Linked DNA regions of Homo sapiens: region 2 is linked to region 1. A link is an interaction called in ENCODE POLR2A ChIA-PET data of the cell type or tissue named here. Cell type or tissue: GM12878. All regions are shown on one strand. Each heading gives the region's core, and the rest is flanking DNA. Links, peaks and the distances in the headings are about the cores only. Region 1 overlaps FKBP8 (FKBP prolyl isomerase 8). Region 2 holds the start of LOC105372300 (a long non-coding RNA gene).

What was found. ChIA-PET counts read pairs that join two places held together with the same protein. Peaks named below come from ENCODE experiments on the same cell type or tissue, not always from the same donor. Only the 100,000 strongest peaks of a DNase experiment are listed, where the experiment ranks them.
Region 2: POLR2A ChIA-PET joins it to region 1 with 8 read pairs; 3 of 35 experiments call an interaction of 5 or more read pairs at or near these places.

The regions. Positions count from the first base shown.
Region 1 is chr19:18,531,630-18,536,992 of GRCh38, forward strand. FKBP8 (FKBP prolyl isomerase 8) reads right to left here. Exons shown (of 9, transcript NM_012181.5): 7 at 1,641-1,718; 8 at 1,035-1,166; 9 at 134-626. The coding sequence ends at 540. Among named protein-coding and RNA genes, the nearest start is that of FKBP8, 9.3 kb to the right of the region's middle. In GM12878, for the core only: no CTCF peak of the experiment used is centred there; no DNase peak of the experiment used is centred there.
Region 2 is chr19:18,314,549-18,319,911 of GRCh38, forward strand. LSM4 (LSM4 homolog, U6 small nuclear RNA and mRNA degradation associated) reads right to left here. Exons shown (of 5, transcript NM_012321.5): 2 at 1,476-1,517. LOC105372300 (a long non-coding RNA gene) reads left to right here and starts at 1,121. Exons shown (of 2, transcript XR_007067157.1): 1 at 1,121-1,286. RefSeq lists enhancers at 1-494, 3,691-3,985, 4,066-4,812. In GM12878, for the core only: no CTCF peak of the experiment used is centred there; no DNase peak of the experiment used is centred there; H3K27ac peaks cover 1,321 bases.

The DNA.
Region 1 (5,363 bases), core at 305-5,304:
GCCCGGAGAGGAGACCCCCAGCTCCAGCTGGCTCAACCACATCCACCATGCTGTGTGACTCCAGATGCATCACAGGCTGTCTCTGGCCCAGCCCCAGACAGCGGGAGAAGAAAGCTCAGGAGTCCGTGGAAACTGCAGGGTGGGATGCTTTATTTCACTGTGGCGGGGAGGGAACCTGGACAGGGGGCGGCAGGCGGGGTGGGGGGCTGGCACTCAGGCGGGGACTAGGCAGGGGAAGGGCTGCCCCCAGGCCTGTTGAGGAGAAACTGAGGCCAGCCCTGGCGGAGACCTAGCCCAGCGGGGTAAGGAGGGTGGGGGAAAACTGGGTCTGAAGGAATGAGGGCCCCCTCCCTCTGGGCTTTCCTCCTAGAGGGCCTCAGTCCCTCCTGCTGGCTGGGCTGCACGACCCCCAATCCTTGCTCCCCTAACCCGGAGGAGGGGGCCAGACCAGGGAGGGCAGTGGACAGGGAGCCTGGGGGAGTTGGGGAGCGCAGGGCAGGGTCCATGGTGTGCAGAGGGGGTGGCAGCCACCTAGGTGGTCAGTTCCTGGCAGCGATGACCACAGAGAGTGCCACACCCCCCAAGGCAACAGCAGTCGCCCCAAACAGCCACTTCCATGGGATGGACTGTGGATAAAAAGGAGGGGAGAGAAGGGTGGAGGGAGGTCAAGACTGGCCTCTGGGGCCTCAGCTGCCAGCACAGCCCAAACAGACCTCCCAACAAATCATTGCCTGACTATGTATTTCCCACTTCCTGGCAAACTCCTACTCATGCAGCAAAACCCAAATCAAATGGCCCCTCCTCCAGGACACCGCCCCTCGTGCCCTGGAAGAGGCTCCACAGTCCACCCCCAGCCCTCCAGCTTGAGTTCCACCTTCGACTCCACTCATGATCACACAGGGCTGGGCTCTCTCCACGTCCCCTGCATCGCCCAGGACGGCCCAGTCTCCGAGGACATCCATGTATGCAAAATAAAATCCCTCTGCTAGGCGTGCCCTGCACACAGCCCCTGCCCATTCTGTGCCCCAGCTCACCCAGGCACCCTTGCCAGGGCACTTAGCAGGCAGCCGGCTGGGGTTGCCCAGCATTTTCCGGTACAAGGCGGTCTCCGTGCTCCGCTGCGCCGCATGCTTCTTCACCAGCTTTGAGAGCTCTGCGTGGATCGTCTGCAGAAGGCAGGGGAAGCTGAGAACACGCAGCGGCCAACCTGTCATCACTGGCGCTCTGCCTTACTGGGACCCTAGGCTGTTTGGGTGGTGGGACTGTTGGGACACAGGGGTCCCATCTGCCCCTTTCTGGGCTTAGCAAAGTCAGGGCTGCTGACCCCATCCCTCCTAGGGAGCCAATTGATGGCGCAGAGCACAAGGTAGCCAGGAGACAAAAGGTTCTGGAAGGAAGGCCAAGGACACTGGCATGGAGCAGGCTGGCAGTGCCCTCAGCTGCTGGAGGAGTGAGAGCCCAGACTGCCTGTGTGGCCGTCATGAGGGTCTTCACAAGCTGACCAGGACCCTTCAGGTACCTACTCCGTGCCACTGCCCAGGTGGGAACACAACAGAGAGCCACAGCAAGAAAGACCTGGGGCAGACCGCAGGAGGGACTTCCCAGCCGAGCAAGTCCCAGGGCACCCCTGTCCTGCTCACCTTGTTGGAAGGTTCCAGCTTCAGGGCTGCCCTCAGGATGGGGATGGCCTCACTGTACTCCCCCTGCTGGGCCAGCACCTGTAAGGGGAAGGGGGTGGCATCACTCTGGACCCATACCTGGGCCTGTCCTTCAAGAAATCCAGCCCAGGAGGTTGCAGTGAGCCAAGATGGTGTCACTGCACTCCAGCTTGAGCAACAGAGCAAGACTCCATCTCAAAAAATAAAATAAAATAAAAACAGCCTGGCCAACATGGAGAAACCCCGTCTCTACCAAAAAATACAAAAATTAGCCAGGCGTGGTGGCATGCACCTGTAGTCCTAGCTACTCAGGAGGCTGAGGTGGGAGGATTGCTTGAACCAGGGGGCAGAAGTTGCAGTGAGCCGAGATCACACCACTGCACCCCAGTCTGGGTGACAGAGTGCAACCCTGTCTTAAAAAAAGAAAAAAAAAAAAGGGTCGGGCGCAGTGGCTCATGCCTGTAATCCCAGCACTTTGGGAGGCCGAGGCGGGCGGATCACAAGGTCAGGAGATCAAGACCATCCTGGCTAAGACGGTGAAACCCTGTATCTACTAAAAATACAAAAAAAATTAGCTGGGCGAGGTGGCGGGCGCCTGATAGTCCCAGCTACTCGGGAGGCTGAGGCAGGAGAATGGCGTGAACCCGGGAGGCGGAGCTTGCAGTGAGCCGAGATCGTGCCACTGCACTCCAGCCTGGGCGACAGAGTGAGACTCCATCTCAAAAAAAAAAAAAAAGGCTGGGCGCGGTGGCTCACACCTGTAATCCCAGCACTTTGGGAGGTCAAGGCAGGCGGATCAAGAGGTCAGGACGTCAAGACCATCCTGGCTAACATGGTGAAACTCCGTCTCTACTAAAAAATACAAAAAAATTAGCCGGGCATGGTGGCGGGCGCCTGTAGTCCCAGCTACTCGGGAGGCTGAGGCAGGAGAATGGCGTGAACCCAGGAGGCAGCACTTGCAGTGAGCCGAGATCACGCCACTGCAGTCCAGCCTGGGCGACAGAGCGAGACTCCGTCTCAAAAACAAACAAACAAACAAAAAAAACAGCCAGGCTCCTGGCTACTCATACAAGTGCCAAATGGAGCTCTGGCAACATCCCTGGGTTCCAGCCACTCCCAAACTGCTCTCCTAGCCCTCAAACTCCATCAGTGCACACTTAGCTTGGCATTGGTCCCCGCAACATGCTCCTCCTTCCTGTCTCAGCTGCAGATCTAGGCACCCACCTCGCTGCCTCCTCCCTCACCACCTCCACTGGCGAGAGGCCGAATGGATGCTTCCAGAGGTTGTTGTTTTTTTTTTCTCTTTCCTTTAGAGACAGGGTCTTGATCGGTCACCCAGGCTGGAGTGCAATGGCATGATCATAGCTCACTGCAGCCTCAAACTCCTAGGCTCACACAATCCTCCAGCCTCAGCCTCCCGAGGAGCTGGGACTACAGGCGTGTACTACCATGTCCAACGAATTATTTATTTATGTATTTATTTATAAAATTATTATTACTATTGTTATTATTATTATTTTGAGATGGAGTCTCACTCTCGCCCAGGCTGGAGTGCAGTGGCACGATCTTGGCTCAATGCAAGCTCTGCCTCCCGGGTTCACGCCATTCTCCTGCCTCAGCCTCCCGAGTAACTGGGATTACAGGCACCTACCACCACCGGCTAATTTTTGTATTTTTAGTAGAGACAGGGTTTTACCATGTTGGCCAGGCTGGTCTCAAACTCCTGACCTCAAGTGATCCACCTGCCTCAGCCTCCCAAAGTGCTGGTATTACAGGCATGAGCCACCGCTCCAGGCCTACTTATTTATTTATTTTATTTTAGAGACAGGGCCATGTTCCCCAGGATGGTTTCGAACTCCTGGGCTCAACCAATCCACCTGCCTCGGTCTCCCAAAGTGCTGGGATTATAGGCGTGAGCCACCACGCCCAGCCCTTAATTATTTTTTAAATTTTTGTAGCAATGGGGTCTCACTATGCTGCCAAGACTGGTCTTGAATTCCTGGGCTCAAATGATCCTCCTACCTTGGCCTCCTGAAGTGCTGAGATTACAGGCGTGAGGCACCACACCTGGCCCTGATGTTTCCAAAGCTTTGGCCATAGTGAATGATTCAGGACCAGGCACATGACCCAAATGAGTCAATGAGATCCAGCCTGCACTATGCTGGTGCTGATGGGAGATGGGTTGCTAAGGGGAGAAGATGGAGCTGGGCGAAGTGGCTCACGCCTATAATCCCAGCACTTTGGGAGGTCAAGGCAGGTGGATCACTTGAGGTCAGGAGTTCAAGACCAGCCTGGCCAACATGGTGAAACCCCGTCTATACTAAAAATACAAAAAAAGGCTGGATGTGCTCGCTTGAACCCAGGAGGCAGAGGTTGCAGTGAGCCAAGATCGTGCCACTGCACTCCAGCCTGGGTGACAGAGCAAGACTCTGTCTCAAAAAAAAAAAAAAAAGGAGGGGGTAGAAGATGGAAATCTGTAACTTTCCAGGGGGGAGGGGGGAGCATCATGGTCACCCTGAGAGAGGAGCCGGCCCAGGAGGGAAGGTCAGAGCAGAGAAACAGCATCCCCACAATATTGTGAGTGCCTGGATCCAGCTATGCCTGAAGCCAGCTAATCCAAACTTGGCAGTTCCATGAGCTATCGATCCCTCCTTTCTGCTTGAACCTGTTTGAGTGGGTTTCTATCACCTTCAACCAGCAGGTCCAAACTTGTATGAAGCTACACAAGCAGCCACTCCTGCTGCCCCCAGGAGGATACTACCCCCAGGTTGAGAACAAAGCCTTCAAAAACAGGAACTGCATCTTCTCCCTCTTCATATTTCTCTGCAGAACTCCGCACACAGTATGTCCTTAATAAATCCCAGCTGGAGGGAGCCCCACCTCAGGCTTTTCAGAAACACAGCAGGTGAGCCAGTATCTGTGCCTCAGTTTCCTTCGTTAACTGCTAAAAGGTCCTGAAAGCCCCACCTAGGGGTGAGGCTGTGAGGATGAACAGAAAAGGGGGTGAGAATGAAGGTCAAGTCTGTGCAAGCCAGATTCACCCCTATGTTCTGCCAGAACTTTTTTTTCTGTTCTCGTGTTTTGTTTTTGACACAGGGTCTTGCTCTGCTGCCAAGGCTGGAGTGCAGTGGTGTGATCAAGGCTCACTGCAGCCTTGACCTTCGGGGCTCAAGCCATCCTCAGCCTCCTGAGCAACTGGGACGACAGGCCCGCGCCCCCACACCCAGCTAATTTTTGTATATTTTGGGTAGAGAAGGGGGTCTCCCTATGTTGCCTGGGCTCGTCGCAAATGTCTGGGCTCATGCGATCCTCCTGCCTTGGCCTCCTGTAATCCCAAGTGCTGGGATTACAGGAATGAGCCATTGTGCCTGGCCTCTGCCAGGACTTTTACTGAGCACCTACTATGTACCTGGCCCTGTTTGCAAGGCTGGAGATCCGGCAGTGAGCAAGACAGACCAAATCTCCACCTTTGAGTAAGGTAGATGGACAAGAGGCATGTCACCTCCACGTGCTGCCTGTCAGGAACATCTCAGACAGTCGGCAATGCCTACGCAAAGGCCCTGAGGTGGAGAGAGCCTGGCTAGACAGCAGAAAGGGAGAATGCCACGTGGGATGGAGAGAAGCAGAAAGTGAGGTGGGAGAAGTGATAGCAGGAGGGGGAAGACCAGACAACTCAAGGCCCCAAGGGCTGTGACTAGGATTCCA
Region 2 (5,363 bases), core at 100-5,099, 220 kb before region 1:
GGAGTATCGTCTGGCTATAAGGAATGAGGCACTGACACAGGCCACAGGGTGGATGAACCTCAAAAACACGTTGCTGAGTGACAACCACCAGGCTCGAAAGGCCTCATGGTCTCCGTTCGCATGCATGGGAAATATCCGGAATAGGCAACCCCACAGAGACGGCAGCTGCCTCATGCTCATCAGGGACTGGGGCTGGGAAGTGACTGCTGATGGAAATGGGCTTTCCTTTTGTGGAGACGGAAATGTTCCGGCCTAGATAAAGGTGGTGGTTACACAACCTGTGACTGCACCAAATGCCACTAAATTGTGCACTTTAACTGAAGTGTTAGTATGTAATATTATCCTTTTTTTTTTGAGATGGAGTCTCGCTCTGTCACCCAGGCTGGAGTGCAGTGGCGCGATCTCAGCTCACTGCAAGCTCCGCCTCCCGGGTTCACGCCATTCTCCTGCCTCTGCCTTCCAAGTAGCTGGGACTGCAGGTGCCCGCCATCACGCCCGGCTAATTTTTTTGTATTTTTAGTAGAGACGGGGTTTCACCGTGTTAGCCAGGATGGTCTCGATCTCCTGATCTGCCCGCCTCGGCCTCCCAAAGTGCTGGGATTACAGGCATAGAGCCACCACGCCCGGCCAATATTATCATTTTTTGGAGACAGGGTTTCACTGTCACCCAGCGACCTGCAACCTCAAACGCCTCAGGCTCAGGTGATCCTCCTGCCTTAGGCTCCCAACTAACTGGAACTACAGGTGCACGCCACTACACCCAGCTAATTTTTATATTTTATGGAGAGACGTGGTTTCTCCATGTTGCCTAGACTGGTCTCTGAACTCCTGGGCTGAAGCCATCCTCTAGCCTCAGCCTCCCAAAGTGCTGGAATTATAGGCCTGAGCCACCATGCCCAACCTGAAGTTCTTTTTATTTTTTTAAGTGACAGGGTCTTGCTATATTGCCCAGGTTGGATTTGAACTCCTGGGCTCAAGTGATCCTTCCACCTCATTAATTTTCTTTTTCTAGAGACAAGGTTTCACTCTGTCGCTCAGACTGGAGCGCAGTGGTATGATCATAGCTCACTGCAGCCTCAAACTCCTGGGATCAGTCGATCCTCTTGCCTCAGTCTCCTGAGTAGCTGTGACTATAGGCACACACCACCTCATCTGGCTAATTTTAAGTTTTTCTTCTTGCCCAGGCTGATCTCGAACTCCTGAGCTCAAGCGATCCTCCTGTCTTGGCCTCCCAAAGTGCTGGGATTACAGGCGCGAGCCACTGCAACTGGCCCATTAAATTTTTAGTAAGTATGTATGTATTACTCTTACAAGCAGCAGAAATGACAGGAGTGTGGACACTCCTGGGGAGGGAGAAGAGAGCAAACTGCCATGCTGGTGGACAGGCAGGCCAGGAAGCCGTCTGCTCAGCCACCGCCCCTGTGCTGAGGCTGGCCCCCTCTCAAACAGGCTTTCCCAGACCACTGAGTACTCACCATGGGGTGATTCTGAGCCGTCTTCAGCAGTGACAAGGGAAGCTGAAAGGCAAATAAAGCCACATGATTTGTCTGTTTGACCAGCGCCTGGGAGCTCTGGTCTTGAGTCCCACCCATGACTCATAGATGGTGCGGTGCGGTTGAGGGGGCACAGGAGTGCGTGTCAATCACCCCCCACTGGAAATGCCATTTCCTCACTCTGCCCAGCCCTGGAACACACACCTGCCTCTCAGATTAGGAAGAAAAGCCTCACACACCCTCCCTACTCCCGTAGGTGGCCACCACCTGCTCTTGGTGCTGAACACTCTGGTCAATTTTTTTTTTTTTTTTTTTTTTGAGACGGAGTCTCGCTCTGTCACCCAGGCTGGAGTGCAGTGGCATGATCATGGCTCACTGCAACCTCCACCTCCCGTGTTCAAGCCTCACAAGCAGCTTGCCTCAGCCTCCCAAGCAGCTGGGGACAACAGGCATGCGTCACCACACCCAGCAAATTTTTGTATTTTTAATAAAGGCGGGGTTTCACCATGTTGGCCAGGCTAGTCGCAAACTCCAGACCTCAGGTGATCCACCCGCCTCGGCTTCCCAAAGTGCTGGGATTACAGGCATGAGCCACCGTGCCTGCCCTAATGCTTGTATTTTAAGCTCAAACTGGTATCTCTGAGATGCATCCATGTTGATGAGGTTACTCTGAGTATGGAGTTGAGGACACTACAGCTTGGAAACCCGAGGAACTTGCCCAGTACTATGGCGCTAGGAGGAGACAGAGCTGGCCTGGTCCTGTCTGTCTGAAGCAAGCACAAGACCATGCCTTGCAGGGCAGCCCCAACTGGCCCAAGACTGACACTGCCAGGCCCCAATGCAGGGGTCAATCCCATCAGAGAAGGCCACATCTGAGCTGGTTTTATTTTTATTTTTTTAGATGAAGCCTTGCTCTAAAAATACAAAACTTTGCTGGGCACGGTGGTGCGCATCTGTAGTCCCAGCTACTTGGGTGCTGAGGCAGGAGGATTGCTTGAGCCTGGGAAGCAAGCCTGTCACCCAGGCTGGAGTGCAGTGGTGTGATCTTGGCTCACTGCAACTTCCACCTCCCGGGTTCAAGTGATCCTCCCGCCTCAGCCTCCCAAATAGCTGGGATTATTAGGGGTGCACCACCATGCCCAGCTAATTTTTGTACTTTTAGTAGAGATGGGGTTTCTCCATGTTGGCCAGGCTGGTCTTGAACTCCTGACCTCAAATGATCTGCTTGCCTGGTCCTCCCAAAGGGCTGGGGTAACAGCATTGAGCCATCACCCCCCGCCTGAACTGGGTTTTCTTTTTTTTTTTTTTTGAGACGGAGTCTCGCTCTGTCGCCCAGGCTGGAGTGTAGTGGTGCAATCTCGGCTTACTACAAGCTCCGCCTCCCGGGTTCATGCCATTCTCCTGCCTCAGCCTCCCGAGTAGCTGGGACTACAGGCGCCCACCACCATGCCCGGCTAATTTTTTTTTATTTTTATTTTTGTATTTTTAGTAGAGACAGGGTTTCACCGTGTTAGCCAGGATGGTCTCGATCTCCTGACCCCGTGATCCGCCTGCCTTGGCCTCTCAAAGTGCTGGGATTACAGGCGTGAGCCACCGCACCCGGCCCTGAACTGGGTTTTCAAAGACAGGAAGTCACCAGGTAAGGTGAACTTTCAAGATTTTTTTTTTTGATGGTGACAGGCTTTTACTATATTGCCCAAGCTGGTTTTGAACTCTTGGCCTCAGGGAATCCTCCCATCTCAAGCTCCCAAGTAGCTGGAATTATAGGTATGCACCACCACGCCTGGTTTCAAGATGTTTTTTTCCATCATTACTGAATTTCTTTATTATGTCAAATATGTAGTATTTCTATTACTGGGGGGGAAATCAACACTTTCATTTTGGAAACAGAAAACTCAACCCGTACGCTGGGAGCTGCCTCGGGTAACGCAGAGCTGTGCCTGGGTGCGGGGTCCTATAACATGCCCGTTCTAGTACTGCCATGAGGAAGGCCCCAGCACCAAGGGGCCCTGACAAGACAGTGCCTCATGGGACACAGGCTTCACCTAGCCCTGTCCTGGTGACTGGAATTCCAGGTGGCCCTGACCCCAGATGCCTTTGCTGGGAGTCCTGCCCTGGCCACCACCCTAATCCACAGTGTGGCTGCTTTTCCAGGTGGTGTGAACTTGAAGGCCTCTCCCTGTGGAGGCCGGAAATGGCCCTCAACCCTGGCCGGGTGGCTCCCCAATGAAAGGAAGGGGTTGGGGAGGGAATCCTACATCCCACAGCCCCTTCCTGAGAAGAGCTGCCCAGGGGAGGTTGGTGCCAGCAGGAAGCCAGGCCCAAGCCCACTTCCTGCACCGGCTTCCTGGAAGAGCCAGATAAGGGGGAAGAAAGGGCCATGTGGCCCCGGGGCAGCTGCTAGGAGAGGCAGGGGAGGAGGGCTGCGGGCGGCTGGGTGTGCATCTGACTGGGTGCCACCAGCCACAGAGAAAACACAGGAGCCACAGACTGGCACACGGGTCTCATGCCCAGGTCGCCCTTTACTGTGAAGAAGCCGTGGGTTTTCCTCAGCAAGCCTGTTTTCTTTCTCTAGTCCGTAACAGGAACGGGACCTTGGACCTCCTCCTGGATCACCAGGGAAGGCGCAGAGGTCAGGCTAGCCCTTAAAGGCCCACCTCTCATTCTGCAGAGGAGGCGCCAGCGCCCACAGCAGAAGTGACCTGCCCAGGGACATCCAGCAAGGCCCTGGCAAAGCTGCCCAGAGGCAGGTAGCTTGTAGACACACCTTCCATGCCAGTGACAGACCCTCTTGGGCCACCACCTGGTCTCAGCGACCAATAGCACAGCCTGGGAGGACCCACGGCCTCCTTGCCTGTCACTTGCAGTCCCATCCAAAAAGCAGCAGAAAGAACATCTGAGAAACAAAGAGAGCTGGTGGGATGGCCACGGAGGCTCTCGCCTGTAATCTCGGCACTTTGGGAGGCTGAGGCGGGCAGATCACCTGAGGTCAGGAGTTCCAGACCAGCCTGGCCAACATGGCAAAACCCCACCTCTACTAAAATACAAAAATTAGCTGGGCGTGGTGGTAGGCAACTGTAATCCCAGCTACTCAGGAGGCTGAGGCAGGAGAATCGCTTGAAACCAGGAGGCAGAGGTTGCAGTGAGCCAAGATTGCGCCACTGCACTCCAGCCTGGGCAACAGAGCGAGACTGTTTCAAAAAAAAACAAAAAACAAAAAAACAAAACAAAAGAAAGACTGGCTAGGCGCCGTGGCTCATGCCTGTAATCCCAGCACTTTGGGAGGCCAAGGTGGGCGGATCACGAGGTCAGGAGTTCGAGACCAGCCTGGCCAATATGGTGAAACCCCATCTCTACTAAAAATACAAAAATTAGCCAAGCATGGTGGCGCACACCTGTAGTCCCAGCTACTTGGGAGGCTGAGGCAGAAGAATCGCTTGAACCCAGGAGGCAGAGGCTGCAGTGAGCTGAGATTGTGCCACTGCACTCCAGCCTGGGTGACAGTGACACTTCATCTCAAAAACAACAACAACAACAACAAAAAACCCAAATAGGGTTGGTGCAGACCCACTCTCACAACACTCCTCAGGCCCGCTATAGAGTCAAGGCAGACAGGCTCTGCCACACTGGCCGCCACACCCATTCCTGCCACCTGACCTTTGCTTCTGCTATTGCCTCTGCCTGGGGTGACCTTCCCCAGGCTGCTGAAACGTCACCTCCTTTGGCCAGGCCCTTTTAATGGCCACCCTCTGCCTCATGGGTGTTTGTTTCCATCATAGGATGCAGCCAGTCTTTAATTACCTTGTTTATTACCTGTGTCCCTCGCTAGACTGGAACACTCAAAGTGGGTGTGGACTTTGTCCAGGGCCA